Linked DNA regions of Homo sapiens: region 1 is linked to region 2. Evidence: read pairs that join two places in POLR2A ChIA-PET (ENCODE). Cell type or tissue: B cell. All regions are shown on one strand. Links, peaks and the distances in the headings refer to the core of each region. The heading gives the core; the rest is flanking DNA.

Evidence for each region. ChIA-PET counts read pairs that join two places held together with the same protein. Peaks named below come from ENCODE experiments on the same cell type or tissue, not always from the same donor. Only the 100,000 strongest peaks of a DNase experiment are listed, where the experiment ranks them.
Region 1: POLR2A ChIA-PET joins it to region 2 with 7 read pairs; 17 of 35 experiments call an interaction of 5 or more read pairs at or near these places.

What each region holds. Positions count from the first base shown.
Region 1 is chr11:118,995,496-119,010,410 of GRCh38, reverse strand. CENATAC (centrosomal AT-AC splicing factor) reads right to left here and starts at 12,273. Exons shown (of 11, transcript NM_198489.3): 1 at 12,094-12,273; 2 at 11,818-11,981; 3 at 11,302-11,400. The coding sequence starts at 12,213. It overlaps CENATAC-DT (CENATAC divergent transcript), which reads left to right and starts at 12,409. Exons shown (of 2, transcript NR_186355.1): 1 at 12,409-12,683; 2 at 13,135-13,610. It also overlaps the pseudogene RPL23AP64. RefSeq lists enhancers at 11,138-11,432, 11,253-11,778, 10,709-11,908, 11,779-12,304, 12,305-12,830 and 1 more and a silencer at 12,228-12,417. In B cell, for the core only: a CTCF peak has its summit at 13,316; DNase peaks (open chromatin) are centred at 12,350, 13,040 and 13,350; H3K4me3 peaks cover 2,269 bases; H3K27ac peaks cover 2,778 bases.
Region 2 is chr11:118,797,850-118,813,659 of GRCh38, reverse strand. No RefSeq gene overlaps it. Among named protein-coding and RNA genes, the nearest start is that of DDX6, 15 kb to the right of the region's middle. RefSeq lists a silencer at 14,306-14,600. In B cell, for the core only: no CTCF peak of the experiment used is centred there; no DNase peak of the experiment used is centred there; H3K27ac peaks cover 1,610 bases.

The sequences.
Region 1 (14,915 bases), core at 6,213-14,212, 190 kb before region 2:
ACATGGTTTACATGTCTTCAGACTTGAGTGTAGGCATACAGGCTATATTCACATTTCCCTCGTCTCAAAAACGTGCATTATGCCTTCTCTACTCTCACCTCCAATCCCAAAGTCCAACAAAAGATCACATGGAATCCAGCTATTAGGTCTCTAGTCTTCCCCTAGTCTGGAACAGTCTTACTGTTTCCATTACTTCACATCCTCAGAAGAATCCAGGCCAAATCTTGCATACTGTCCTAAATTTCTTTGTCTTTTTTTTGAGACGGGCTCGCTCTGTTGCCTAGGCTGGAGTGCAGTGGCACAACCTCAGCTCGCTGCAACCTCTGCTCAAGAGGCTCCCAGGCTCAAGAGATCCTCCTGCCTTAGCTTCCTGAGTAGGTAGGACTACAGGACAGCACCACTATGCCTGGCTAATTTTTGTGTTTTTTGTAGAAACAGGGTTTTGCCATGTCACCCATGCTGGTCTCGAACTCCTGGGCTCAAGCAATTCTCCTGCCTTGGCCTCCCAAAGAACTGGGATTACAGGCATCAGCCACTATGCCTGGCCTTAAATCAGTAATTTGTACTGTCACCTCCCTATTCAAATGCCTCCATTCCTTACTTGTATCTTCCTTTTGCCATAGTGAAAACCCTGGTTCTCAAAACCCTGGTTCTCAACACAAAGTTTCAGTATAATACCAATACCACTATCAACAGTGTTCCCTGAGAGCCTTGAATATATCCAAGGAGACAATGGCTTGAGCCACACCTTACCGAATTGTGGCTGAAAGGCTTGTTTAATCCTCCTGGAACACGAGGGTGGAAGGTCTGCCAGAAGCTGCTATGAGGCCATCTCCCACTTCCCTCCCCATCTCCCCTAGGAGGTTGTCATCAAATGGTTTCTCATCAACTCCCAGGTTCTGATGAGGTATGGGGCTTTCTGTTCCACCCCTCTCAGATTAAAATTGCAGAATATTAAGCCACTTAGTTTTAAAAAATCATTTAAGCCAGGCGCGGTGTGGCCCACGCCTGTAATCCCAGCACTTTGGGAGGCCGAGACGGGTGGATCAAGAGGCCAGGAGTTCAAGACCAGCCTGGCCAACATAGTGAAACCCTGTCTCTACAAAAACACAAAAAATTAGCCAGATGTGGTGGCAGGTGCCTGTAATCCCAGCTACTTGGGAGGCTGAGACGAGAATTGCTTGAACCTCGGAGGTGGAGGTTGCAGTGAGCCGAGATCGGGCCACTGCACTCCAGGCCAGTGACAGAGCAAGACTCTGTCTCAAAAATAATAATAAGTTGTAGGGAAAAGAAAGAAAGATCAGACTGTCACTGTGTCTATGTAGGAAGGAAAGACATAAGAGACTCCATTTTGAAAAAGACCTGTACTTTAAACAGTTGCTTTGCTGAGATGTTGTTGATTTGTAGCTTTGTCCCAGCCACTTTGACCCAGCCACTTTGACCCAACTTGGAGCTCACAAAAACATGTGTTGTATAAAATCAAGGTTTAAGGGACCTAGGGCTGTGTAGGACGTGCCTTGTTAACAAAATACTTACAAGCAGTACATCTGGTAAAGGTCATTGCCATTCTCTAGTCTCAATAAACCAGGGGCACAATGCACTGTGGAAAGCCGCAGGGACCTCTGCCCTTGAAAGCGGGGTATTGTCCAAGGTTTCTCTCCATGTGATAGTCTGAAATATGGCCTCGTGGGATGAGAAAGACCTGACTGTCTCCCAGCCCGACACCTGTAAAGGGTCTGTGCTGAGGTGGATTAGTAAAAGAGGAAAGCCTCTTGCAGGTGAGATGGAGGAAGGCCACTATCTCCTGCTTGCCCCTGGGAACTGAATGTCTCGGCTTAAAACCCGATTGTACATTTGTTCAACTCTGAGATGGGAGAAAAGCTGCCCTGTGGCGGGAGGCGAGACATGTTTACAGTGATACTGCCTTGTAGTCTTTACTCCACTGAGATGTTTGGGTGGAGAGAAACATAAGTCTGGCCTACGTGCACGTCCAGGCATAGTACTTTCCCTTGAACTTAATCGTGATATACATTCTTTTGCTCACATGTAATTTGTTGACCTTCTCCTTATTATCACCCTGCTGTCCTACTACATTCCTTTTTGCTGAAATAATGAAAAATAATAATCAATAAAAACTGAGGGAACTCAGAGGCCGGTGCCGGTGCAGGTCCTTGGTGTGCTGAGCACCAGTCCCCTGGACCCACCGTTGTTTCTTTATACTTTGTCTCTGTGTCTTATTTCTTTTCTCCGTCTCTCATCCCACCCGACTAGAAATACCCACAGGTGTGGAGGGGCAGGCCACCCCTTCAATAAGTAAAATTTAAAAACAACAAAAAAGCCACTTAGCTACTACAGTCTAGATTTGATTCCCCAGCAACAGAATATCCCACAACTCACACTGGGGTCATCCAGTCCTTTTTGTTTCAGTGTTGTCCTTTTTGGTGTATGAAACAAGGACCTGAGAAGCTGGCTCTTTGGTCTTCCTTTTCTTTTCACTGTCTATGTAAGAAACCATCTAAATCTAAAAGTGCCTCCTCCTATCTTTACCAGTCAAATCAACCAAACCTTGGAATTGCCTTGTGTGTGTATGTTTGACAATTTACAAGGTTCAAAAGTAAAAATTAGGCTGGGCACAGTGGCTCATGCCTGTAATCTCAACACTTTGGGATGCCAAAGTGGAAGGACTGCTTGAGCCCAGGAGTTTGAGACCAGCTCAGGCAACATAGTGACCCTGTCTCTACAAAAAATACAGAAATAGCCAGGTGTGATGGTGCACACTTATAGCCCTAGATACTTGGAAGGCTGGGGTGGGAGGATTGCTTGAGCCTGGGAGGTTGAGGCTGTAGTGAGCTGTCATTGTATCATGGCACTCCAGCTTGGACAACAGAGCAAGACTCCATCTCAAAATAAATAAATAAATAAATAAAAAGGCCAGATTAGGTGGTTCACATCTGTAATCCCAGCACTTTGGGAGGCCGAGGTGGGCGGATCATGAGGTCAGGAGTTTGAGACCAGCCTGACCAACATGCTGAAACCCCATCTCTATTGAAAGTACAAAAATGAGCCGGGCGTGGTGGCACGTGCCTGTAATCCCACCTACTTAGCAGGCTGAGGCAGGAGAATCACTTGAACCTGGGAGGCGGAGGTTGCAGTGAGCCAAGATCATGTCATTGCACTCCAGCCTGGGTGACAGAGCGAGACTCTCTCCAAAAAAAAGAAACGAAAAGAAAACTATATTTAGGTTGCCGGTATCTCCTGGCCACTGGCTGCCACTACAGTTCATTTATCTGGAACCTGGGCTCCTGAAGATGCAGCACTGGAGCAGAGAGATGATGTTGACAGGGTGTCTTAGTCCATTTTCACACTGTTGATAAAGACATACCCAAGACTGGGTAATTTACAAAGAAAAAGAGGTTTAATAGACTCACACAGTTCCATGTGGCCGGGGAGGCCTTATAATCACAGCAGAAGGTGAAAGGCATGTCTCATGGTGGCAGGCCAGAGAGAATGAAAACCAAGTGAAAGGGGAAACCCCTTATAAAATCATCAGATCATGTGAGACTTATTACCATGAGAACAGCATGGGGGAAAACGCCCCCATGATTCAGTTATCTCCCACTGGGTCCCTCCCACAACGTGGGAATTATGGGAGCTACAGTCAAAAAAATTTGGGTGGGGACACAGCTAAACCATATCACAGAGGTTGATGAATGACCCAGTCACATTAGAAATAGGTGGACTAAGCCAGGCGCAGTGGCTCACGCCTGTAATCCCAGTACTTTGGGAGGCCGAGGCGGGTGGATCACGAGGTCAAGAGATCGAGACCATCCTGGCCAACACGGTGAAACCCCATCTCTACTAAAAATACAAAAATTAGGCCGGGCATGGTGGCTTACGCCTGTAATCCCAGACTTTGGGAGGCCGAGGCAGGCGGATCACGAGGTCAGGAGATCAAGACCATCCTGGCTAACAAGGTGAAACCCCGTCTCTACTAAAAATACAAAAAATTAGCCAGGCATGGTGGCGGGCGCCTGTAGTCCCAGCTACTCAGGGAGGCTGAGGCAGGAGAATGGCGTGAACCCAGGAGGCGGAGCTTGCAGTGAGCCGAGATCGTACCACTGCACTCCAGCTTGGGTGACAGAACAAGACTCCATCTCAAAAAAAAAAAAAAAGGTTGGGTGTGGTGGCCTGTGCCTGTAGTCCCAGCTACTCAAGAGAATCGCTTGAACCTGGGAGGCAGAGGTTGCAGTCAACTGAGATCACGCCACTGTACTCCAGCCTGGCGACAGAGCAAGATTCCATCTCAAAAAAAAAAAAAAAAAAAAAAAAAAAAAATCCTGCCTACTCTGAAGGCCAAGGCAGGAGGATTGCTTGAGCCCTCAGGAGTTTGAGGCTGCAGTGAGCCATGATTGTACCGCTGCACTCCAGTCTGGGTGACAGAGCAAGACCCCATCTCAAAAAAAAAAAAAAAAAAGCATCTCAAATTATTTAACCAAATGGACTAAGCACATAATAATAATGGACTGTACAGACTGCCAGGTTTCTTTCCTATACTTTGTGCGATTATCACCAGGAAGTTTCTCTCTGGGTCTCATAATCCACAACACCTGAGTGTATCACATGAGTGTGCAGGACAATGAAGACACAGTGGAACACAACTAGACTTTCTGTAGACTAACCTGGAAGGCAGGTCTCTAATTTCCAAACCAGAAGTTCCTGGAAACTGAGTTCAAGGAAATAGAAGAAACTGATTAAAAAAAAAAAATTACAGTGTGGTTGAAGTCCAGAAATTTCTAGGCAGCTGGCTGGGCACAGTGGCTTGTCTGTAGTCCCAGCACTTTGGGAGGCTGAGGTGGGAGGATTGCCTGAGACCAGGAGTTTGAGACCAGAGGAAAAGAAAATGACAATGTGGAATTGTAAAAAAAAAAAATTTTTTTTTTTTTTGAGACGGGGTCTCACTCTATGTCGCCAGGCTGGAGTGCAGTGGCATGATCTCGGCTCACTGCAAGCTCCACCTCCTGGGTTCACGCCATTCTCCTGCCTCAGCCTCCCAAGTAGCTGGGACTACACACACCCACCACCTCGTCTGGGTAATTTTTTGTATATTTAGTAGAGACGGGGTTTCACCGTGTTAGCCAGGATGGTCTCGATCTCCTGACCTCGTGATCTGCTGGCCTTGGCCTCCCAAAGTGCTGGGATTACAGGCATGAGCCATCGTGCCCGGCCAAAAATTTTTATTTATTTGAGGACCAGAGAGAAGTTTTGTGCTTTAGCAGACTCCTCCGTGTTTTCTTCTTTTCACCCTGTTCAAAGTTTCCAGGTATTGGCTTTTTTTTTCTTGCTGTTTTTGAGACAGGGTATTTTGCTCTGTTGCCCAGGCTAGAGTGCAGTGGTGTGATCACAGCTCACTCCTGCCTCAACCTTGTGAGCTTAAGCAATCCTCCTGCCTCAGCCTCCCCAGTAGCTAGCACTACAGGCAAATGTCACCATGCTTGGCTAATATAATTTTTTTTTTTTAGAGATGGGGTTTCACTATGTTGTTCAGGCTGGTCTTAAACTCCTGGGCTCAAATGATCCTCTGTCTCAGCCTCCAAAAGTGCTGGAATTACAGTCATGAGCCACTGCAACTGAATTGCCTTTTTTTTTTTAAAGAGACATTCTTGCTATGCTGCCCAGCTGGAGTGTAGTGGTGGGATCACAGCTCACTGCAGGTTCAACCTCCTGGGCTCAAGTGATCCCTCAGGCTCAGGTGATCCCCCTGCCTTAGCCTCCAGAGTAAGTAGGACTATAGGCTAGCCTCCAGAGTAGGTAGGACTATATGCCCAGCTAATCCAGATACCCTTTTTATTAAAAATCTGAAAATCAGGCTGGGACCAGTGGCTCACACCTGTAATTGCAGCACTTTGGGAGGACAAGGTGGGTGGATCATGAGGTCAGGAGTTCGAGACCAGCATGGCCAATATGGTGAAACCCCATCTCTACTAAAAATACAAAAATTAGCTGGGCATGGTGGCGCATGCCTATAGTCCCAGCTACTCGGGAGGCTGAGGCAGAAGAATCACTTGAACCCAGGAGGCGGAGGTTGCAGTAAGCTGAGATCGTGCCACTGCACTCCAGCCTGGGCAACAGAGCAAGACTCTGTCTCAAAAAAAAAAAATCTGAAAATCATTATGGTATGTCATCTACCCTTATTATAATGCTAAAATGATTTCTGATAAAATAGTTCCTAACTCAACTAGAAAACTATAAAGAATGAAAGAATGAGCAGAGTACTCATGATGCCTTTGAGTAAAATCGAAACATCATAGAGCGTGATCTAATTTCCAAATCAATAGGCAGTATTGTAACATTAAAGGAAAGCTATTCCAATCACTTAGAAATACTTGCTAAGTACTGCTTTTTACAGTTATGACAACTGTTTCTATGCATATGAACCAAGCAACCAAATATCTATAACCATGGAAATATCTGATTAGAAATATTTCTAATTTGGGCCGGGCTCGGTGGCTCACGCCTATAATCCCAGCACTTTGGGAGGCCAAGGCAGGCGGATCACCTGAGGTCGGGAGTTCGAGACCAGCCTGACCAATATGGTAAAACCCCATCTCTACTACAATTACAAAAATTAGCCAGGTGTGGTGGCATGCACCTGTAGTTCCAGCTACTCGGAAGGCTGAGGCAGGAGAATCGCTTGAACTCAGGAGGTGGAGGTTGCAGTGAGCCAAGATCATGCCACTCCAGCCTGGGCAACAGAACAAGACTCTGTCTCCCAAAAAAAAAAAAAAAAAAGAGAGAGAAATATTTCTAATTATTGGCCGGGTGCAGTGGCTCACGCCTGTAATCCCAGCACTTTGGGAAGCCAAGGTGGGTAGATCATTTGAGGTCAGGAGTTCGAGACCAGTTTGGCCAACATGGTGACACCCTATCTCTACGAAAAATACAAAAATCAGCCCCTTTTCACAAGATGGCACCAAAAGCTAAGAAGGAAGCTCCTGCCCCTCCTAAAGCCAAAGCAAGGCTCTGAAGGCCAAGAAGGCAGTGTTGAAAGGTGTCCACAGCCACAAAAAAAAGAAGATCCGCGTATCACTAGCCTTCTGGCGGCCCAAGACATTGCGACTCCGGAGGCAGTGCAAATATCTTAAGAGCACCCCCAGGAGAAACAAGCTTGACCACTATGCATCATCAAGTTTCCTCTGACCACTGAGTCTCCATGAAGAAGACAGAAGACACACGCACTTGTGTTCACTGTGAATGTTAAGCCACAGCACCAGAGAAGCTCTATGACACTGATGTGGCCAAGGTCAACACCCTGATTCGGCCTGATGGAGAGAAGGAACATGTTCGACTGGCTCCTGATTACAATGCTTTGGATGTTGCCAACAAAATAGGGATCATCTCAACTGAGTCCAGTTGGCTAATTCTAAATATATGTATATCTTTTCACCATTAAAAAAAAAATTATCAAGGCATGGTGGCGCATGCCTGTAATACCAGCTACTCAGGAGGCTGAGGCAGGAGAATTGCTTGAACCTGTGAGGCGGAGGTTGCAGTGAGCCGAGATCACGCAGCTGCCCTCCAGCCTGGACAACAGAGCGAGACTCCATCTTGAAAAAAAACCTGAAATATTTCTATTGGATTCTGAATACAAAATTTCGCATGGGAGAAATCTTACTTCTTATGCCTGTTACAGTATAATTCCCAAATGTACCATCAGAAAAAAAAAAAAAAACCAACAGCTTATTTTTAAAAGTATACATAGAAATCTTGTTTCTAGGCCGGGTGTGGTGGCTCATGCCTGTAATCCTAGCACTTTGGGAAGCCGAGTCAGGTGGATCACTTGAGGTCAGGAGTTCAAGACCAGCCTGGCCAACATGGTGAAACCCCATCTTTACTAAAATACAAAAATTAGTCAGGCGTAGTGGCACAAGCCTGTAATTCCACCTACTCTGGAAGCTGAGATGGGAGAACTGCTTGAACCTGGGAGGTGGAGGTTGCAGTGAGCTGAGATTGTGCCACTGCACTCCAGCCTGGGCAACAGAGTGAGACTGTCCAAAAAAAAAAAAAAAAATCTTTTTTCTATTCCTATCAACTCTAAACATTTTTACTGACCCACAAACTGGGTCACACCAACTGGTTACACTAACTGATATGTGATCAGTTTCTTTTTTTTTTTTTTTTTTTTTTTTGAGACAGAGTTTTGCTCTTGTTGCCCAGGCTGCAGTGCAATGGCATGATCTTGGCTCAGTACAATCTCTGCCTCCTGGGCTCAAGCGATTTTCCTGCCTCACCCTCCCGAGTAGCTGGGATTACAGGCACAAACCAACACGCCCAGCTATTTTTTGTATTTTTAGTAGGGATGGGGTTTCACCATGTTGACCAAGCTGGTCTCGAACTCCTGACCTCAAATGATCCTCCCACCTCGGCCTCCCAAAGTGCTGGGATTACAGGTGTCAGCCACTGAGCATGGCCATGTGATCAATTTCATTAACTTCTCTAAAAAAAAATTCGTATTTCTTTTTAGAGATGGGGTCTTGATACACTGCCCAGGATGGCCTCAAACTCCTGGGCTCAAGCTATCCTCTTACCTCAGCCTCCTGAGTAGCTAGGACTACAGGTGTGCACCACCACATCTGGCAGTTTCATTAGTTTCTTGATTATCCTTTAGGCATTCCTTTTTGAGAAAATAAGCAAATACAGTTGACTCTTGCACAGCACAAGTTTGAACTGCACGAGTTCACTTGAAAATTTTTTTGGAGATTTGCAACAATTTGAAAAAACTTGCAGATGAACCACATAGCCTAGAAATATGGAAAAAATTAAAAAGGTATGTCATGAATGCATAAAATATATGTAGATACTAGTCTTTTATGATTTACTACCATAAAATACACAAATCCAGGCTGAAACGGGAGAATCGCTTGAACCCGGGAGGCAGAGGTTGCAGTGAGCCGAGATCGCACCACTGTACTCCACCCTGGGTGACAAAGCAAAACTCCCTCTCCAAAAAAAAAAAGTTAAAATTTATCAAAACTTACACACAGAAACACAGACTGTACATGGTGACATTCGCGGTCAAGAGAAATGAAAATAAATGTAAAGATGCAATATTACATAACTGTATAAAATTATAATCCAAACTACAACTGTCACAATTTTGTAGCCACCTATTGCAGTGAACTCAAGTGTTGTATCTGCTTAAAACACAGTAATGCTGATCATCTTGTAAGCAGTTGTCTCACCAGTAAATTGCATATTACAGTAAAAGTGATCACTCATGGTTCCTGCATATTTTTCAGTAATGTCATACCATTAACCTCAAATAGTAACGTGGGACCTATAGGAGGTGCCACTAGTGATGCCTGAAGCACTCCAAAGAAGCAGAGAAAAGTCATGACATTACAAGAAAAAGCTGAATTGTTTGATATGTACTGTAGATTAGGATCTACAGCTGCAGTTGCCCAGCATTTCAAGATAAATGAATCCATGCACATTGACAAAATCTATGTGGAAAAAAAAGGGTGAGGGGTAAGCATGGTGGCTCACTTTGGAAGGCTGAGGCAGGCGGATTGCTTGAGCCCAGAAGTTCGAGACCAGCCTGGGCAACATAGCAAAACCCCATCTCAATTTAAAAAAAAGAATTTTTTTTTTCCTTTTGAGACAGAGTTTCGATCTTTTGCCCAGGCTGGAGTGAAGTGGTGCGATCTCGGCTCACTGCAACCTCTGCCTCGCCAGGTTCAAGCGATTCTCCTGTCTCAACCTCCTGAGTATCTGGGATTATAGGCACCCACCACCACACCCAGCTAATTTTTGTATTTTTAGTAGAGACAGGGTTTTGCCGTGTTGGCCAGGCTGGTCTCAAACTCCTGACTTCACATGAGCCACCATGCCTGGACAAAAAAAATTTTTTTTTAAAGGCAAAGAAAAAAATAACTAAATCCAGCCTAAGGAACACTGTAAAAAAAAAAAAAAAAAAGGAAATTCATGAAGCTATCACTGCACCTATGCCAGGAGGCATGAAAACCCTGCATGCTTTGCACAATACCTTTTTATCTTCATATTGAAAACACAGCTTTTATGTGGGTACAGGGTTGTTATTAGAAAGTCCTACCTACAGCTTCTAATAGGATTCAAGAAAAAGCAAAATCATTACATGACAACTTAAAGCGAAAGGAAGGTGAAGGATCTAAAGCTGGATAATTTAATGTCGGCAAAGGATGGTTTGATAATTTTAGAAAGAAGGTTGGCTTAAAATATGTCAAAATAGCAGAAGGGGCAGCTTCTGCCAACCAAGAGGCAGCAGATGAATTCCCAGATACCATTAAGAAAATCATTGAGACCAGGCATGGTGGCTCACGTCTATAACCCCAGCACTTTGGGAGGCCAAGGCGGGTGAGTCACCTCAAGTCAGGAGTTAGTGACCAACTTGGCCAACATGGTGAAATCCCATCTCTACTAAAAATACAAAAATTGGCCGGGCGCGGTGGCTCACGCCTGTAATCCCAGCACTTTAGGAGGCCAAGGTGGGCGGATCAGGAGGTCAGGAGATCGAGACCATCCTGGCTAACACGGTGAAACCCCGTCTCTACTAAAAATACAAAAAATTAGCCGGGCGTGGTGGCAGGCGCCTGTAGTCCCAGCTACTCAGGAGTCTGAGGCAGGAGAATGGCGCGAACCCAGGAGGCAGAGCTTGCAGTGAGCGGAGATCGCGCCACTGCACTCCAGCCTGGGCAACAGAGCGAAAAATAAAAAGAAAAAGAAAAAAAGAAAAAAACGTAAAAACAAAAATTAGCCAGGTGTGGTGGTTTGCGCCTGTAATCCCAGCTACTTGGGAGGCTGAGGCAAGAGAATCACTTGAATCCAGGAGGCTGAAATTGCAGTGGGCTGAGATTGTGCCATTGCACTCCAGCCTGGGCGAAAAGAGCAAAACTCTGTCTCAAAAGAAAAGATAAAATAAAATAGAGTCCAAAACTATTAAAAGTAGGTACTGGCTGAGCAGCAGTTTCTTACAAACTATAAACAGCCTCTTCTAACGTTAGTATTCTCGGTGCCTCATATTTAAGTAGTTGATAACAGTCAACTTTTAGTATTGTTCTCTATTTGCTAAATCCTATCCCCCAACTAAACCTCAAGAACTGTCACATTTTTGTGTCCAATATAGTACCTAGAATAAGAAGTGCTATGAAGACAGCAGATTCTTCGTAAGTCCCTCCTGAACTTTCCAGTTAATAGAGTAAGCTCCCATACCTGACAAAGATCCAGAGAATTCACTCTGCTACTTCACGTTCCATACCAGTGACTCACCGCGCATAATCCTGGGGAGTGACCAGAAACTTCTCTTTCATCTGGACCTCAGCTTTGTTCTCCCACCAGAATTTGTTGGTTGCTTTCTTGTGCTCTGGGCTGAAAATGGAGAGGATAAGTAATCTCAGCTATAGATTATAAAATATTACTCAGATATTAAGCATTAGGTTTGTAATGCAAACTGACATCTGGGTTTCTGCCTGGGGCACGGCTGAGAGAGGAACACTGTTACCATCTCTTCAAGATCTCGTGTCTCTTCTTCCCATAAAATTGTGAGAATCTGAGGGGAGGTTAGGGGCGGTAACCAAGCGGGCTCTCGCAGCCAGACCACCAGCACCACTTGGGACCGTGGCAGCATATGACCCCTACCCTAACAAGGCTGGCAAAACCTGTGAAGTGACTCAATCCATCCTTCTTGATCAAATCACAAAAGCGTCCTTTTTCTCACCCACCCCAAACCCTCCTCCCGTATATGTATGCGTCTGTGCTGGAGCAGGCTCCTAGCTCGGCTCTCACCTGGCCAGATGCTCCAGCAGCCCCCCGTACAGCACCGTCAGGTTTCCATGGCTCAGGTGTTCCCGCACCTCACAGCCGCAGCACAGGCACCAGCAGCATCGCTCGTGTTCGGGCACATAGCGCTCCACCTGAGCGGCGCGGATGGCCTTGCGGGCCGCCTCCACCTGCCGCAGAGAGGCCAAGTAGAACCCCGAGGGGGACCCCCAAATCACACCCGCTCTGGCCTTCACTGACCTGCCCCGCACTCCCATCCCATCTCTAGCCTTGCCTCCGCACCTGGGGCAGGAGCCTCTCCAAAGCCTCCTTCAGCTGCCGCTGGTGCTTGCGGCTGTAAACGTGCCCGCGACCACAGAAGAAGGTCTGGCGGCACAGAGGGCAGCGCTGCGCCGGCGCCATAGCCCGGGTACCCGGTATCACCACCACCAGCGGCCGATCCTACGCCATCCGGCGGCCTCTGACCCTGACCCCTCGGGGTGGGGCTAACCCGGCGGCTCCCGCGGCCCTCAGCGCCCGGCAGGCGCCACTGCAAGCCCTTCTGCGGCTGCGCAGACTCCTCCCGGGCCTCTAGTCCCGCCCAGGCAACAACATCCCAGAGCTGGGCGGGTTAAGGAGGAGGATGGCGCCGTCCTGCAGATGTGCGGGGACGCGCGCCCGCCGCAACGTGAGGCTCATAGGCCACACGCAACTCTGAGCATTGGCCAGGACCTGTAGTAGCCAACAGGACACTTAATAACTGATGTATAGGTGCGCACTGTGTGTCCAGAGCTTTACGTTAACCACCTCACTGTGTCATCTCGCTGAGGTTGTGTGGTTTACTATTACTGCTATTAGCGCATTTTTAAGCGGGAAACCTGAGGCATGAGGAGGTAAGGAGCTTTGAGGAGGGTTGCACGGGTGTTAAGTAGCGCGGTCAGCACCTGATCCCCGTCACTCATCAGTACGGCGGTTGGAGGGGAATGCCTGCTGGAGGGGACCACGAACTAAACTCAATCGCCCCCACAGGGTGTGCTCGCCGTGGTTCCTATAAAGCTGTAAGGGAGGCTACACAGCGTGCAGCGTTGTTGCTGAGGGATCGCACACTTCCCGTAGATTTTGTTGCTAGTTCTGGTGCACTAACGTGGATGGACTGCTTGCTGTCTGTAGGGCCTGCCCACGGTCAGCGCTACAGAATTCAGGCCCGGCGTAGCTACTTCCAACCCTTCAGATCTTCACTTCCTGTTGGAACTGTCCTCTAGACTGTAGCCTCTGCCAGAAATAATTCATTTTGAATACCCTTGTAACACCCAATTCCTTGATCTCCTATCATTCCCCTGGCAGGGTCAGTCCTCGACCTTGTCCCCCCAAATTGCTTCGTCTCTGAATCCAGACTCTGAAGTTCGGCTCTGCCTACCACCTTAAGTTATCCGATGTGGCCTTACCGTCAGCCTAGTCTTTGACTACAGGAAGACCTCTCTTCCTGAAGAAGACGCCTCTTTTCATCCATTCACTCTGGAAATGATTCAACGTCTGCCTGCTGCTGATGCTTTACTCTCCACCAGGGGTTTTCGAAGTGTGCTTCCCCATTCCCCCTGGGCCTATAGCATCAGCATCAGGGAACTTGTCAGTAACGCACATTCTTGGGCCCCAACCCAGAACTACTGAATCAGAAACTTGGGGTGAGGGCCTGTCGTGGTGGCTCATGCCTGTAATCCCAACACTTTGGGAAGCAGAGGAGGGTGGATCACCTGAGGTCAGGAGTTGAGGACCAGCCTGGCTAACATGGTGAAACCCCGTCTCTACTAAAAATAGAAAAATTAGCCAGATGTGGTGGCGTGTGCCCATAATCCTAGCTACTCGGGAGACTGAGGCAGGAGACTCGCTTGAACCCAAGAGGCGGAGGTTGCAGTGAGCCAAGATTGCACCACTGCACTCTAGCCTGGGCGACAGAGTGAGACTCCGTCTCAAAAAAAAAAAAAGAACTCAGGGTGAGGCCCAGCCGGCTGTGGTTTTATGAGCTTTTCAGGGGATACTGATGCGGGATCAAATTTGAGAAGCACTGGTCTAGGTCTTAGATCCTCTTGCTTCAGTTTCGTCATTGGATCTCAGGAATGTTCAGCTGCCCTCTCAAGGCAACTTCTTACTTCACTTGACCTTCCAAGACCTCTCGTTCTGTCAAACCCCAATTTTGGATCAACCCAGGCATGCTTCCCTCATGTGTTCCAAAGCTGGTCAGAGTAGTCTACACCACTATCTGCTTCAACTTCTAGTAACGTCTAAGCCTTCAGCAGTTTTGCTTATGAAACTGCTTCACTGAAGTTCTCCACCACCAAGTAGTCAGCTGGCATCGGAATTCGGCTTGTGTCAAATGGAACTCAACATCTTCCTCTTCAGGACATCCCCTATTTTCATCCTCCCAGTGAATGACACCACCAAGTTAAAGCCTGGAGGCTGGGTGTAGTGGTTCATGCCTGTAATCCCAGTAGTTTAGGAAACCGAGGTGGGCAGATGGCTTGCGCCCAGGTGTTTGAGAGCAGCCTGGCCAACATGGCGAAACCCTGTCTCTACAAAAAAGTACTGCCAGGCGCGGTGGCTTACGCCTGTAATCCCAGCACTTTGGGAGGCTAAGCAGGCAGATCACCTCAGGTCAGGAGTTCAAGACCAGGCTGGGCCAACATGGCAAAACCCCATCTCTACTAAAAATACAAAAATTAGCCTGGTGTGGTGGCATGTGTCTAGTCCCAGCTACTCGAGAGGCTGAGGCAGGGGAACTGCTTGAACCCAGGAGGCGGGGGTTGCACTGAACCTGTTGCGCCACTGCATTCCAGCCTGGGTGGCAGAGCAAGACTCTTATCTCAAAAACAACCAAACACAAAACAAAAATTAGCTGGGTCTGGTGACATGTGCTTATAGTCCCAGCTACTTGGGGGGCTGAGGCAGGAGGATTGCTTGAGCCTGGGAGGTTGAGGCTGCAGCAATGAGCTGTGTTTGTGCCACTGCACTCTAGCCTGGACAACAAAATGAGACCTTGTCTCAAAAAGAAAAAAAAAAAGCAGGGTGCAGTGGCTGACGCCTGTAATCCCAGCACTTTGGGAGGCCGAGGCGGGCGGATCAGAAGGTCA
Region 2 (15,810 bases), core at 3,109-11,108:
TTCTGTTTTGGAGTGTGGAACTGAAAACATAATTAGTATATAGAACTTAATGTATAAATGGCCAATTTAGTTTTCACTGTTTGCTGTCCTGTAATAAACCTACATCATCTTCTGAATGAGATTGACTCTCCACTAGGACAGGGTCCCTATTAAATCACCAGCTACCTGGCAACTTTGGAAAAAGTCATTCTGGATAGACAAGTTAAACACACAGACAAGGATGACTTCTCCAGACATGAATTTTAAAATGTATATTACACTTTTCCGCCTCACACCTGTAATCCCAGCACTTTGGGAGGCTGAGGTTGGAGGATCACTTGAACTCAGGAGCTTGAAACCAGTCTGGGCAACATAGCAAGACTCAGTCTCCACAAAAAAATTAAAAACTAGCTGGATGTTGCGGCACATACCTGTAGTCAGAGCTACCCGGGACGCTGAGGTGGGAGGATTGCTTGAGCCCAGGTAGGTTGAGGCTGCAATGAGCCGTGACTGCACCATTGCACTTCAGCCTGCGTGACACAGTGCGACCCTGTCTCAAAACAAACAAACAAACAAAAACAACCAAAAAAACCCAAAACCAAAACAAAAAACCCCCAAACCTTTTCTAAATAGATCATGGTGATAACAATGTTATATAATAAAGTTTGTAGAACCATTTTTTTCTACAGCAAATGTCCCAGAATGCTGCACTTCTATGTGGAATTTGTATAGTTTTTCCTGTCAGTCTCCCTGTTATCCACTTCTACTTCTCTTTGCTGTAAGGGTAGAGCTTACTTAATACAGACTCTCTTTCCTTCTAATATACGGTCTAATCTGCTATGGACAGGTGATAATTGTTACATTTGCACACTTTACCAATTACAAAGTGCTCATCAGACCTTTGCAGGTGATATCATTGTCTTTGGATCATAGCCCTGGGGCTGGGGACTTGACCTTGCCTGGCCAATCAGAATATTCCATCTCCCTTACCAATGATTGGTTGTGGGATGGACACATGACCCAAGCTGGGCCTGTTAGAATCTGCCCTGGGAGTTTCATGAGCGTCATCAGGAAAGTGTTATCGTGACGTTATCATGATGCTTTTGTTTTTCTTTCTGTATTTTTTGAGACAGGCTCGTGCTCTATTGACCAGGCTAGAGTCCTCCAGTGGCATGATCACAGCTCAATGCTAGCCTCTAACCTCCTGGGCTCAAGGGATCCTCCCACGTCAGCCTCCCTAGTAGCTGGGACTACAGGCACAGGCCACCTTACCTGGCTAATTTTTAAAATTTTTTGTAGTTTTGGTAGAGATGGGGGTCTCACCATGTTGCACAGGCTGGTCTGGAACTCCTGAGCTCAAGCAATCCTCCTGCCTCAGCCTCCCAAAGTGTTGGGATTATAGGTGCGAGCCACCATACCTGGCCCTGTTGTTATCTTATGCATAAACTAGCAGGTAAACCTGAGCTTCCAGAGTCCCTCTTGCTGCCACACAAAGAGCCTAAATACAGGAAAACAGCCGAAAGAGAGACAAACTTGACAACAGCATTTGAAAACCTGAATCTTGGACTTTTCAGTTTGCACAAACTCCTTCACCTACCCCACCACACATATCAACATTTTGTATATATATATATATATATATATATATTTTAAATATATATATTTTTTGAGACACAGTCTCACTCTGTCACCCAGGCTGAAGTGCGGTGGCGCTATCTTGGCTCACTGTAACCTCCACTCCCAGGTTCAAGCCATTCTCATGCCTCAGCCTCCCGAGAAGCTGGGATCACAGGTGTGTGCCACCATGCCTGTCTAATCTTTGTATTTTTAGTAGAGACGGGGTTCCACCATTGTATTATTCCGTTCTCACATTGCTGTGAAGAAATACCCTTTATAAAGGAAAGAGGTTTAATTGACTCACAGTTCCACATTGCTTGGGAGGCCTCAGGAAACTTACAATCATGGCAGGCAAAGGAGGAGCAGGCACCTCCTTCACAGGGCGGCAGGATGGAGTGAGTGCAAGCAGGGGAAATGTCAGATGCTTATAAAACCATCAGATCTCATGAGACTCACTATCATGAGAATAGCATGGGGAAACTGCCCCGTGATCTAATTACCTCCAACTGGTCCTGCCTTTGACACGTGGGGATTATAGGGATTACAATTCAAGAAGAGATTCTGGGTGGGGACACAGCCAAACCGTATCAGCCATGTTGACCAGGCTGGTCTCGAACTCCTGGCGCCAAGTGATCCACCCACCTTGGCCGCTCAAAGTGCTGGGATTATAGGCGTGAGCCATCATGCCAAGCCAATATTTTTATTTTGCTTAAACTAGTTTGCATTCGGTTTCTGTCATTTGCTACTACTCCTGGTGCAGAGCTGTCTTCTGACCTCTCCTCATCACCTTCTAGAGATCCCCTTTACCTTTTTCTCCCATTGTATCGCCTCATCCCATATTTTCCTCCTTCTTGGCTTATGTCCTTATTTTGGTGACACATATCCCCCAGTAGCTTCCTGAATAAAATATAGATGAGAAATAAATTTTTGGAGACCTTGCATGCTTGAAAATATGTGTGTTTGCTTTCATACTTCATACAAAAGTTTGGCTCTATTTAGGATTCTAGGTTGTACAGAATTTTCCTTCTGAATCTTCAAGGCACTCCTTCATTGCCTTCCGGTGTCAGTGTGGCTGTTAATAGGTCTAAAGTCATTTTGATTCCTAAGCTCTTCTATGTGGCCTGTTTTTGTTTAGTTTAGGTTTTCCCTTTCTGAGACCTCTTCTCTTTGTCTTTGATTTTCTGATATTTCTTGATGATGTGCCTTGCTGTGGGTCTGTTTTCATTGACTGTGCTGGCACTAGATGGGACGTTTCAATCTAGCGATTCGTATCCTTCAATATGGGGATTAGTCTTTATTACTTGCTTGATGATTTCTTCCCTTCTGATTTCTATGTTGTTTTTCTTTTGAACACCCATTAGTTAGATGCTGGATCTCCTGGCCTAATCTAATTGCCTTGGAGCTTGTATTTTGTGTTTTCCTCCTCCATTTTCTTTTTGTTTGTTTGTTTTTGAGACAGGGTCTCAGCTCTGTTGCCCAGGCTAGAGTGCAGTGGTACAATCATAGCTCACTGCAGCCTTGACTCAAGGGCTCAAGCGATCCCTCCCACCTCAGCTCCCCTAAACCCCTAGTACCTGGGACTATAGGTGACTGCCACCGCACCCAGCTAATTTTTAAATTTTTTGTAGAGACATGGACTCACTGTGTTGCCAAGGCTGGTCTTGAACTCCTGGGCTCAAGTGATCCTCCTGCCTTGGCCTCCCAAAGTGCCAGAATTACAGGTATGAGTTACCGCACCCGGCCATCCTCCTCTGTTTTCTATGTTTGTCTTTTATCTCTAAGATTTCTTCAATTTTACTTTGTACATTTTCTGTTGAACACTTAAACAAATTTTCTATCATATTTTTAATTTCCAAGAGCTCTTTCTTGTTTATGAAAGTTTCTCTTTATGTGTACTGTTTTTGTTCCATTAATTCAATAGCTTATCTTATTTATCAGAGGAATTACTGATAGATTTTAAAATTTTATTTTTCATTTTATGCTGAAAGAATTTTAAATTTAAAAAAAATTTCAAGAACTTTTTTTCTGAACCATCCAAGATTAAATTTCCAACACAATGCCCATCCTCCCAACATGAGTACACACTCAAACAAGTATATGACAGCCATCTAACCCACAGGCCCAGATCAGATTTCTCTAATTGTCCCACTACTGTCCCCCCTACCCCCCCTTTTTTTTTCAGACAGGGTCTCACTCTATTGCCCAGACTGGAGTGCAGTGGTGCCATCATAGCATAGTCTGGAACTGTTCTTCCCAAGGGATCCTCCTGCCTCAGCCTCCTGAGTAGCTAGGAGTACAGATGTGCACAACCATGCCTGGCAAATTTTTAAAAAAGTTTTTCATAGAGATAGGTCCCTATATTGCCCAGGCTGGTCTTGAACTCTTGGGCTCAAGCAATCCTCCTCCCTCAGCCTCCTAAAGTGCTAGGTTACAGGTGTGAGCTGCCATGCCCGGCCCTAATACTGTCCTTTATATTAAAAGGGTCTCTTCCAGGACCATGCATTGCATTTGTTTTCATGTTTCTTTCTTTCTTTTCTTTTCTCTCTCTTTTTTTTAATTGAGATGGAGTCTTGCTCTGTCACCCAGGCCAGAGTGCAGTGGCGAGATCTCAGCTCACTGCAACCTCCACAGCCTGGGTACAAGCGATTCTCCTGTCTCAGCCTTCCAAATAGTTGGGACTACAGGTACCTGCCACCGCACGCAGCTATTTTTTTTATTTTTAGTAGAGACGGGGTTTTGCCACGTTGGCCAGGCTGGTCTCAAACTCCTGACCTCAGGTGATCTGCCCGCCTCAGCCTCCCAAAGTGCTGGGATTACAAGCGTGAGCCACTGCACACCTGGCTCATGTTTCTTTCAATCTGGAACAATTTCTCAGTGTTTCTTTTTTTTTGGCAGGAATAGGACAGAAGTGATACTGTGTTATTGCCTCCCATCTGGTGGTACCTGATTTCAATTTGTACCATTATTGAGAATGTTAACTTTGTTCTCTTTTTAAAAAAAATTTGATACAATCGTTTATTTTGTTTGCATATTTGATTTGTTTTTAATCCAAACCTCACCAGAATGTTAACTTTGACCTGGATTAAGGTGGTGTCTGCTAGGTCTTTCCACTGTAAAGTTACTCTTTTGCCCTTTGTAATTAGTAAGTGTTTTGTGGAAAGGTACTTCTTTGAGGTACATATCCTGTTCCTTATCATAGTTTTCCTCACTATTTTTAGTTTTTTTTTTTTGCTGAATGAATTATTACTATGAAGTTTGCCTAATAGTGGTTTTTTCAATTTCATTGTTCCTTCTAAATTTATTAGTTGTTATTCTGCTGTAAAGAAAGATGTTCTCATTTGTTTATGTATTCTTTTATTCTTATCAGTATGAACATGTGGATTCCCACTTCATTTGATAGATTATGACCTTTTACTGTCATTATTTATTTTGATGCTCAGAGTTGGTTAGGGGAGCCCCCTTCAAGCCCCTTTGACATCCTGTTGACATATCTCTGTCATTCTTTAAGCACTTCTTTACTTTCTGCCACAGCAAGATGGTCTGAGTTCATCTTGTACTTTCCTTGTCTCAGCCCTGAAATCAATCATTTCTCCAAGGATCCCTGGTTTCTTTTAGTGGAGAACGGTATTTAGAGACCAAGATTTGGGACTAGGGGTGTTAACTGCTATTAGAGTATGACCATTTCCAAACTGTCTTGGTGCATAGAGCTAAGGAGTATGCATATATGTCTACACTTTTTTTTTAACTTTTATTTTTGGTTTGGGGGTATATGTGAAGGTTTGTTACGTAGGTAAACATGTGTCATGAGTGTTTGTTGTACATATTATTGCATCACCCAGGTATTAAGCCCAGTAGCCAATAGTGATCTCTTCTGCTCCTCTCCCTCCTCCCACCCTCCACTCTCAAGTAGGCCCCAGTGTCTGTTGTTCCCTTCTTTGTGTTCATAAGTTCTTATCATTTAGCTCCCACTTAAAAGTGAGAGCATGTGATATCTGGGGCTCTGTTCCTGTCTTAATTTGCTAAGGATGATAGCCTCCAGCTCCAGTCCAGTTATGTTCCCACAAAAGACATGATCTCATTTTTTATGGCTGCATAATATTCCATGGTACATATGTGCCACATCTTCTTTATCCAATCCATCATTAATGGGCATTTAGTTTGATTACATGTCTTTGCTATTGTGAATAGTGCTGCAATGAACATTCATGCGCATGTGTTTTTATAGCAGAATGATTTTTTTCTTTTTTCTTCTTCATTTATCTGAAATTCTAATATGATGAAGAATCCTGCTTTTATTTTTTTTTTGTTTTTGAGATGAAGTCTTGCTCTTGTCCCCCGGGCTGGAGTGCAATGGCACGATCTTGGCTCACTGCAACCTCCGCCTCCTGGGTTCAAGCGATTCTCCTACCTCAGCCTCCTGAGTAGCTGGGATTACAGGCACCTGCCACCATGCCTGGCTAATTTTTGTATTTTTAGTAGAGATGGGGTTCCGCCGTGTTGGCCAGGCTGGTCTCGAACTCTTGACCTCAGGTGATCTGCCCACCTTGGCCTCCCAAAGTGCTGGGATTACAGGCATGAGCCACCGCCCCTGGCTTTTTTTTTTTTTTTTGAGACAGGAGCTCACTCTGCCACCCAGAACTGGGGTACAAGGGCATGGTCTCAGCTCACTGTAATCTCCGCCTCCCGGACTCAAGCAATTCTCCTGTCTAAGCCTCCCAAGTAGCTGAGACTACAGGCGCGGGACACCACTCCTGGCTAATTTTTGTATTTTCAGTAGAGACGGGGGTTCACTATGTCGGCCAGGCTAGTCCTGGACTCCTGACATCGGGATCTGCCTGCCTCGGCTTCCCAAAGTGCTGGGATTGCAGGCCTGAGCCACCACTCCCGGCCGAATTTTTGTATTTTTAATAGAGACGGGGTTTCACCATGCTACCCAGCTTGGTCTCAAACTCCTGACCTCAGGTGATCCACCAGCCTTGGTCTCCCAAAATGCTAGGATTACAGGTGTGAGCCACTGCTCCCCACCTCAGCCAAGATTCTTAAAAGACTGTGTCCCCACTTCCTCACCTTCCATTCACTTGAAAGAAAGGATAAAGAAGAGTCATGAAGAGTATGGAGTTTGTATTGCCTCTTGGCCTTTTGGCTAAGATCAAGTGGAGTATGGAGTTTCTTGACAGACAGACCTGGGTTTATACCCCAACTGATTCTTACGATTAAGCCTGTTTCCCTCCCCCTAAAGAGAGAGATAACTGTGCCTGCCTCACTTTGGAGGGTTGTTGTGAGGATTAAATAAGATCATTCATATAAAACAGCGCACACCTGGTACATAACAAGCAGTCAATAAACATTAGGTATTATTATCAATATCAATTACCGTACTAAAATCTGTCTTCTGCCCCGGTGCTATACTGGAAATGCTCTTGCCAAGGTTAGCAATGACTTTCCAGTTGCCAAAACCAACAGTAGTTTTTGGCCCTCGTCTTACTTCCTTAAAATTCCCAACCACTCCTTCTTCCTGAAGTCCCCTCTCCTTCTGGCTGCTGGAACACCACTCTTTTCCTGTCCTCTGCCTGTCTCTCCCTTCACAGCCACCTTGCCAAATCCTGTTCCACTGTCTGACTCCACCTGGTGTTGCTCTTTCCTGAGCTCATCCTTTCTCCCCCTTCCCAGCTTTACCCACCTTTCCCTGAGAGATCATGTCTACTCCTGTGGTTCTAACTGCCATCTCTATGCAGAAGGTACCTTCCCTATCTCCACCTCTGACCTCTCTCCTACCTCCAGTCCCATATTGCCAGGTAGGTTCCCTAGAGGCACCCCAGATTCAGTATTCAACTTATGCATCTCTGAAAGCATTATTTACCATGCCCGCCATGAAACCTGCTCTTTCTCTTAGACTCTGACAGTTGCTATTGCCTCCAACCTCATCAAGTACACAGACCTAGTAACCTAGACATCATTCTTTCCATCTTCTTCCTCCCCAAATCCAACCTATCCCCAGGTCCTGTCATTTAACTTATCTGCTCAGTGAATTCTGCTCTCTCTCCTTCTTTCTCTTCTTGCTGGGTAGAGGATGGATTAGATGGCCAAAGAGATCAGTTAGGAGCCATTTTCCATCATAGTCTGAGAGATGATGAGGGACCTCCTCACTGATATGCTTGGCCCTTCTTAATCTATCTCTATTTGGTTGTCAGAGTAATAGTCCTTAAAGTCCCATTAAGTCATCCTGCTGCTGCTTCGAAATCTTTAATGGTTCCCCTCACCTATAAGATAATGTCCAAACTTCATAGCCCAAAACAGAGGCTGTTGATATAGTGACTCCTGATGCCTCTCCAGCCTCAGGTATCACCACTTCTCTCCCCAACACACACATACACACTAAAGCTACTTGCGGGACTTCACTCCAGATCCTAGTCAACCTGTTGTTGACTCGGCCAGTAATGTTTTTCCGTCCTTGATCCACCTGACCATTTCCTACCCAACTTTCAAAATCCTCAGAATTTCATCTTGAAACCTTCTCTGAAGCATCATGCCATTGTACCCTTGCAGAATTAATTACTTTTTCCTCAGTACTTCTTCTAGCCTTAGTATATATCTTCATTATGGAATGGAACATTGTGTTATATTTGTTCATATGTCTATCTACCTTTGCTACTAATAGAATATAAATTCCTTGAAGTCAGCTATCTGTTTTCATTCATATTTTCTCCCCCATAGTCAAGTACAGTGCCTGGAACACAGTGGATGTCCAGTTAATAGTTATTAAACTGAACTGAATTTCTGTAAAGGTGAGGCATGAAAGAGGGAGGGGAAAGAGGGTGCCAAGAGAGACAGGGAGGAAGGAATTAGGATTGGAAGAAGACATCTTGTGTGCCAATCCATGAAGTTTGGATAAATTGGCTGATAAATTTGTTTTAAGAAGCCAGTTCTGGCCAGGCACGGTGGCTCACGCCTGTAATCCCAGCACTTTGGGAGGCTGAGGCGGGCGGATCACCTGAGGTCAGGAGTTCGAGACCAGCCTGGCCAACATGGTGAAACCCTGTCTCTACTAAAAATACAAAAATTAGTCGGGCATGGTGGCGGGTGCCTGTAATCCCAGCTACTCGGGAGGTTGAGGCTGGAGAATTGTTTGAACCCAGGAGGCGGAGGTTGCAGTGAGCCGAGATCGTGCCACTGCATTCTAGCCTGGGCGAGTGAAACTCCATCTAAAAAAAAAAAAAAAAAAAAAAAGAATAAGAAGCAGCAGCTGTGTGAGGAGAGGGGAGGAGTGCTCCAGATAGAGGAAACAGTAAATTCAAAGGTTGTGAAGTGGGAAAGAGTTGAGCTGATCCGAACCTCTAAGGGCCAGCATGGCTGGAGCCGAATGAGCAACTAGGGCATGGCATGAGTTGAAGAGGGAGGGATTGGTAGAATTCAGATTGTGTAGGTCCTTGTAGACCAGAGCAGGGAATGTGGAGTGTATCCTCAGCTCATTGGGAAGCAACTGAAAATGCAGAGTAATGATACTTTCATTTACATTAAAATAATCACTAAGGCTGTGCGCAGAATAGATGGGGGCTAACACGAGAATAAATAGGGAGCCCTAGTTAGGAGACTACAGCAGTAAACAGGCCAATGAAAGATATCTGTCTGGATGAAGGTGGAGGCAATGGGGCAACAAGGAGTGGACATATTCAGAAAATATTTTAGAGGTTGAATTCATAGGGCTTGGTGATAGATTAGATGTACAGAGATCTAGGATAAGGAAGTGGAAATTGAGGTAGTGTGTAGGTCTTTTGGAAAGTTTATTTTTGAAGAGGAGACTAAAGGGAAGTAGTTGATTCAAAAGCTCTTTCTAGCCAGGTGCGGCGACTCATGCCTGTAATCCCAGCACTTTGGGAGGCTGAGCAGGGTGGATCATTTGAGGTCAGGAGTTGGAGATCAACCTGGCCAATATGGTGAAACCCCGCCTCTACCAAAAAATACAAAAATTAGCTGGGCCTGTTGGTGAGGGCCTGTAGTCCCAGTTACTCAGGAGGCTGAGGCACAAGAATCGCTTCAACCTGGTAGGCAGAAGCTGCAGCGAGCCAAGATCGCACCACTACACTCCAGCTTGAGCCACAGTGAGGCCCTGTCTCAAAAATGAAACAAAACAAAAACTCAAAAGCCCCTTCAGTAAGCATTTACTGAGCACCTACTAAATGCCAGGCCATATGTGAGGTGCTGGACACACAAAGAAGAATAAGACATAGACAGACTCAGTTCTTGTGGAAGGCAAACCTACAACCAAATCAACTCTGCTACTTTGCAGTAATAGAAATTTGCACGATGGTGGCACAGATGACTGGGAAGTGATTAACTCTGCTCTTGGGTACTGGAGGGAAGAGATATCAGGGAATGAGGTTAAGACCAGATTCAGTGGAAGACGGGTCTAGAGGAGAAGGGAAATTGAGGAACATTCAGCACTATGACCTTGATTTTTCCATTAAATATGAGGCAGTCATCTGCCTTGAGTAGGTAATAGGTTAGATAGCTTGAAGGAATGAATGCTGCACATCCCTGGCTGGGTTCCCAATAGGTGACACAGCTGGATTTGAACCTTCAGCATCCAGCATGGTGTCCTGGTCCTGGTCACGGGGTATTTTACACTCATTGACAGATATCACTGAGGGCATATCCTTAAAAAGCTCTTGGACAGGAGCGGTGGCTCATGCCTGTAATCCCAGCCCTTTGGGAGGCCGAGGCGGGCAGATCACGAGGTCAGGAGTTGGAGACCAGCCTGACCAACATGGTGAAACCCCATCTATACTAAAAATACAAAAATTAGCCGGGCGTGGTGGTGCAAGCCTATAATCCCAGCTACTCAGGAGGCAGAGGCAGGGGAATCACTTGAACCCAGGAGGTGGAGGTTGCAGTGAGCCAAGATCTCACCACTTCACTCCAGCCTGGGCAACAGAGGGAGACTGTCTTAAAAAAAAAAAAAAAAAAAAAAAAAGCTCTATTTTCCCCCAAGTTACTTACTATTATTCACTCAATAGCATTTAATAAGCATTTATTGTGTACCTGGTATGGAATAAATGAATGAATAATAAGTGAATGAACAAAAGAATCAATCGAACAAGTAAAGAATTATAGTTTGTCCTTGGCATTAGAAACAAGATTTAACTTAAAATTTGAGAACTTAATGATCTTAGCTAGCTTCACCTTTCACATCCAGGTTTTGTAGTGGCTCAGACTGCCTATTATAAAAACAGCTATTGCTGATTGGGGCTTGTAATGAGCCAGTCCCTATGCTGAGCATTTTATGTAAACTATTAATATTTATCATTTAAGGCCAGGAGTGGTGGCTCACGCCCATAATCCCAGCATTTTGGGAGGCCGAGGCAGGCGGATCACTTGAGGTCGGGAGTTCAAGACCAGCCTGGCCAACATGGTGAAACCCTGTCTCTACTAAAAAATACAAAAATTAGCCAGGTGTGGTGGTGCACACTTGTAATCCCAGCTACTCTGGAGGCTAAGGCAGGAGAATCACTTGAACCCGGGTGAGGGAGGTTGCAGTGAGCTGAGATTGCACCACTGCACTCCAGCCTGGGCGACAGAGTGAGACTCTGTCTCAAAAAAAAAAAAAAAAAAAAAAATATATATATATATATATATATATATTTCATATTTACTCTTCTTACAAGCTCCCCAGAGGCAGATGTACCATCCCCATTAAACAGATGAGAGAACAGGCATAGGGAAGTTATTTGTAAATAATTTAGGAATTCAAACCCCAGTCTTACTATTCCATAGTCAGATCTCTACACTAAGCATATTTTTCATTCTTCCCTTACTTCCAAGCGGCATTATACTCTTGTGTAAAGATTACTTGATCACTTGAATCTGTATCTTTTTAGTTACTGAAAACGTTGAGAGGATATATTAGAAGCTCCAACTTTTGCTTGCTAGAACGCATATACATGCATCTTCAAACAGGGAACATGATCCTTTACGCTTGTGCCACTGACTGTGGGCACCTAACCTGGTATCTTTGTCATCATTTCTCTCCTTCCTGCAAATTAACCAGCCAATAGATATTGAACATCTCAATATCAACCAATTTACAAGAAAGAACTAGTTCTGCTATCTGGAATTGATAATTATAAGATATGATACATGAAAGCTTCTGATGTGGTAAAAGAAACAACATCACAAAAAGCTCAATAAAGGCAAACAAGCTGGTACATACTTGGGTACTAAACTGTGTAGAGTAGTTGGTAAACAAAGGTCTTGAGAGATATGACACCTGGACCCATCTGAGGGAAGGGAAAGTAAGATTTATTAAACTTCAAGGCTGGGCATGGTGGCTTGCACCTGTAATCCCAGCATTTTGGGAGGCCAAGGTGGGAGGATTGCTTGAGCCCAGGAGTTTGAGATCAGCCTGGGCAACATAGCAAGACCATCGTCTGTACAAAAAAATAAAGAAATTAGCTGCATGTGGTGACATGCACCTGTAGTCCCAGCTACTCAGGAGACTAAGGCAAGAGGAATTGCTTGAGCCCAGGAGATTGAGGCTGGAGTGAGCCATGATCATGCCAGTGCACTCCAGCCTGGATGGCAAAGTGATACTTTGTCTTAAAAAAAAAAGGCGGGACACGGTGGCTCACGCCTGTAATCCCGGCACTTTGGGAGGCCGAGGCGGGTGGATCACGAGGTCAGGAGATCGAGACCATCCTGTCTAACACGGGGAAACCCTGTCTCTATCAAAAATATAAAAAAAAAAATTATCCGGGCGCGGTGGCGGGCGCCTGTAGTCCCAGCTACTCGGGAGGCTGAGGCAGGAGAATAGCGTGAACCTGGGAAGCGGAGCTCGCAGTGAACCAAAAAAGGGCCCCTGCACTCCAACCTGGGTGAAAGAGACAGAATCTGTTTCCAAAAAAAAAAAAAACAACTTAACATTATCTATTTATTTATTTTAATTTTTAGCACATACCACGTTTGGGAAAAAAGAATTTAACACATTTACCATGTATTAGATATCGTGCTAGTCTCTCCACATACATTGTCTTATTTTAATCAATTATCCAATCCCATTCAATAGATTCCTGAGCTTCTAATATATGTATACAAAATACCTTACTAGATGTTATTGGTGAAAGAAAGATGAACACAGGCTGGGCAGGGTAGCTCGGGCCTATAATCCCAGCACTTCAGGTGGGAGGATTGTTTCAGTCCAGGAGTTTGAGACCAGCCTGAGCAACCTAGGGAGCCCCTGTCTCTTTAAAATAAGGCCGGCACAGTGGCTCATACCTATAATCCCAGCACTTTGGGAGGCTGAGGCGAGCGAATTACTTGAGGTCAGAAGTTTAAGACCAGCCTGGTCAACATGGTGAAACCCCATCTCTACTAAAAATACAAAAATTTGCCAGGTGTGGTGGTAAACACCTGTAATCCCAGCTACTTGGGAGGCTAAGGCAGGAGAATCACTTGAAACCGGGAGGTGGAGGTTGCAGTGAGCTGAGATCGAGCCATTGCATTCCAGCCTGGGCAACAAGAGTGAAACTCCATCTCAAAAAAATAAAATAGCCTGGCGTGGTGGCTCACGCCTATAATCCCAGCACTTTGGGAGGCCGAGCCCGAGGCGGGTGGATCACTTGAGGTCAGGAGTTCCAGACCAGCCTGGCCAACAAAGTGAAACCCTGTCTCTACTAAAAATACCGACAAAAATTAGCCAGGCATGGTGGCACATACCTGTAATCCCAGCTACTGGGGAGGCTGAGGCAGGAGAATTGCTTGAACCCAGAAGGCGGAGGTTGCAGTGAGCCAAGATCGTGCCATTGCACTCCAGCCTGGGTGAAGAAGTGAGACTCCGTCTCAAAAAATAAATAAATTTAAAACAAAAAATACAAAAATTAGCTGGGCATGGTGGCACGCGCCTGTAGTCCTAGCTACTTGGGAGGGTAAGGCAGAAGAATTGCTTGAACTCAGGAGGCAGAGGTTGCAGTGAGCCAAGATCATGCCACTGCACTCCAGCCTGGGCGACAGAGCGAGACTCTGTCTCAAAAAATAATAATAATTAATTAATTAAAATAAAATAAAATTTAAAAATTAGCCAGGCATGGTGGTGCCTGCCTGTGGTTCCAGCTACTTGGCAAGTTGGGGTGAGAGGATAGCTTCAGTCCCAGAGATTGAGGCTGCAGTGAGCCGTGATTGTGCCACTGCATTCCAGCCTGGGCAACAGAGCAAGACCTTGTCTCAAAAAAAAAAAAAAAAAAAAAAAAAAGAAAGAAAGATGAACATGACTTTGTTCCTGTCCTCAGTGAGCTTAGAAATAACACATCTTTACAAATGGGTATGACACAAGACTATAAATCCAGTGATTATATAATTTATTGTCCCAATTGGGATAGTTCTGAGGATAAACAGGAGCACTAATAATAATTACCCTAGAAAATCCCAGTGTGTTCTGAAGAAATCTGATTTTATCACCTTAGCAATGAGCAAGCTCAAAGTGATGGGAGCACAAGGAGCACTGGGATGAATCAGCAAAGCTCAATGGTAGAAGTGGATTTGAGTTGGGCTTGCTGTTGGGGAGGGCATAGGCAATCAACATGTAAACAAAATAATTTCAGATCATTTAATGGGGTACAGAGTGAGGGAGAGGGGCACTACTTTAATATCATCAGGGAAGGCAACTAGGAGGAGGTAACATTTAAGCTGAAACAAATTATGAGAAGAACCAAGAAATTCAAAGATAAAAATATCACAAGACCTGTCTTATCCCAGCAATGATCAGAAGGTCAGATCACTCATGGGGTTTGGGGCAAGGAGGTCCCAAGGGCCTCCTACTTATTCTGAAGAGAGATGAGGGATCGAAATGTTATCCAGTAGTTAATGGAGAATTATGAAAGACTCTTCAACAGAATAGTGATCTGACTGGGAAGACTACTCTGGCATTACTGTACAGGATGGGTTAGAGAGGAAAAGAGGTTGAAGCAGGAAGTCCAGTAAATAGTCTAAGCAAAAGAAAAAAACCCTGGGTTGAGACAGTGGCAGTAATCATGGAGAAGCAGAGATGGAAGTGATATCCCAGAGCAAGAATGGCCAAGATTTTGCAACGGATGTCACCTAACATAGCGCCTGTCCCTGGGAGCCCTTCAGTGAATACTTGTTCTTCCCTCTTCTCTCATTCAACCTGGAACCAGAGTGAGGGAAGATTGTTTTTGTTTGTTGTTTAGAATGGAGAAAAACTTGGGAACAAATCCAGGTTGAGAGGAAGAAGCAACAGAGAGAGAAACATTTAATAATATTAAAAATATAAAGGAAAGGAGGTAATCAATGGAATATTTTATTTTAAAAAAGGATAGATTAGCCTTACATAGGAGGTGTGATGCTCTATCTTCCAAGAAAGGAACAAAATGAAGTTTGTCAGGGAGGGAGGTGGAAAGTTTATGAAGCTTCTGTGGATTTATGAAGGTGGGAAGTTTATGAAGCTTCTATTTGATTTGAAGGTAAGCTTATGGATAGAAGAAAAGATGTGGAATGCTGTAGTAGGAAATAATTGTCCTTGAAGAACAATTAAGTGGTTCTCATTCCTGGCTGGACATTAGGATCATCCAGGGAGCCTTAACACACACAAAAAAATGACGCTGGACCCCAGCCCCAAGGATTCTGATTTAATTCTCCTGGGATGGGGCCCAGGCACTAGTGGTTTCATAAGCGCCTCTGTTGACTCTAATGAGCATCCACAATTGAGAACCAGCAGTAAAGGGTTTGTGGAGCAGCAGAAAGGGCTCAGCTGAGGTTCAGAAGCAAGAATTTATTGTTGAACCAATCAGCCTGGTTACAGGGCTCTCTCCAGCATCAACATTCCTGGAGCAGAGGCTGTGAAATTAGAGTGTGGCACCTGTTTATTAAGGTTGGTAGGGCACAAAGCTGAAGAGCTGAGAGACAATAGAGGCTAGGGAAATAGAATTGAATTGGCCAACCTCAGGCTGTAATCTGATAGAATAAGAAGAGGTTCAGACAAAAGTCAACAAAATAACAATAGCAACACCAACTAATTTTTTTGAGTGCCATTTGCCAACTACTAAAATAAGTGATTTATTTCATTCACTTACCCTCATGACACTCTAGGTCCTATTATCCCCATCTTATCCACTTTATTGTTTCATTTTTTGTACAGACAGAATTTCTGTCTGTCGCCCAGGCTGGAGTGCAGTAGCACAATCATAACTCACTGCAGCCTTGAACTCC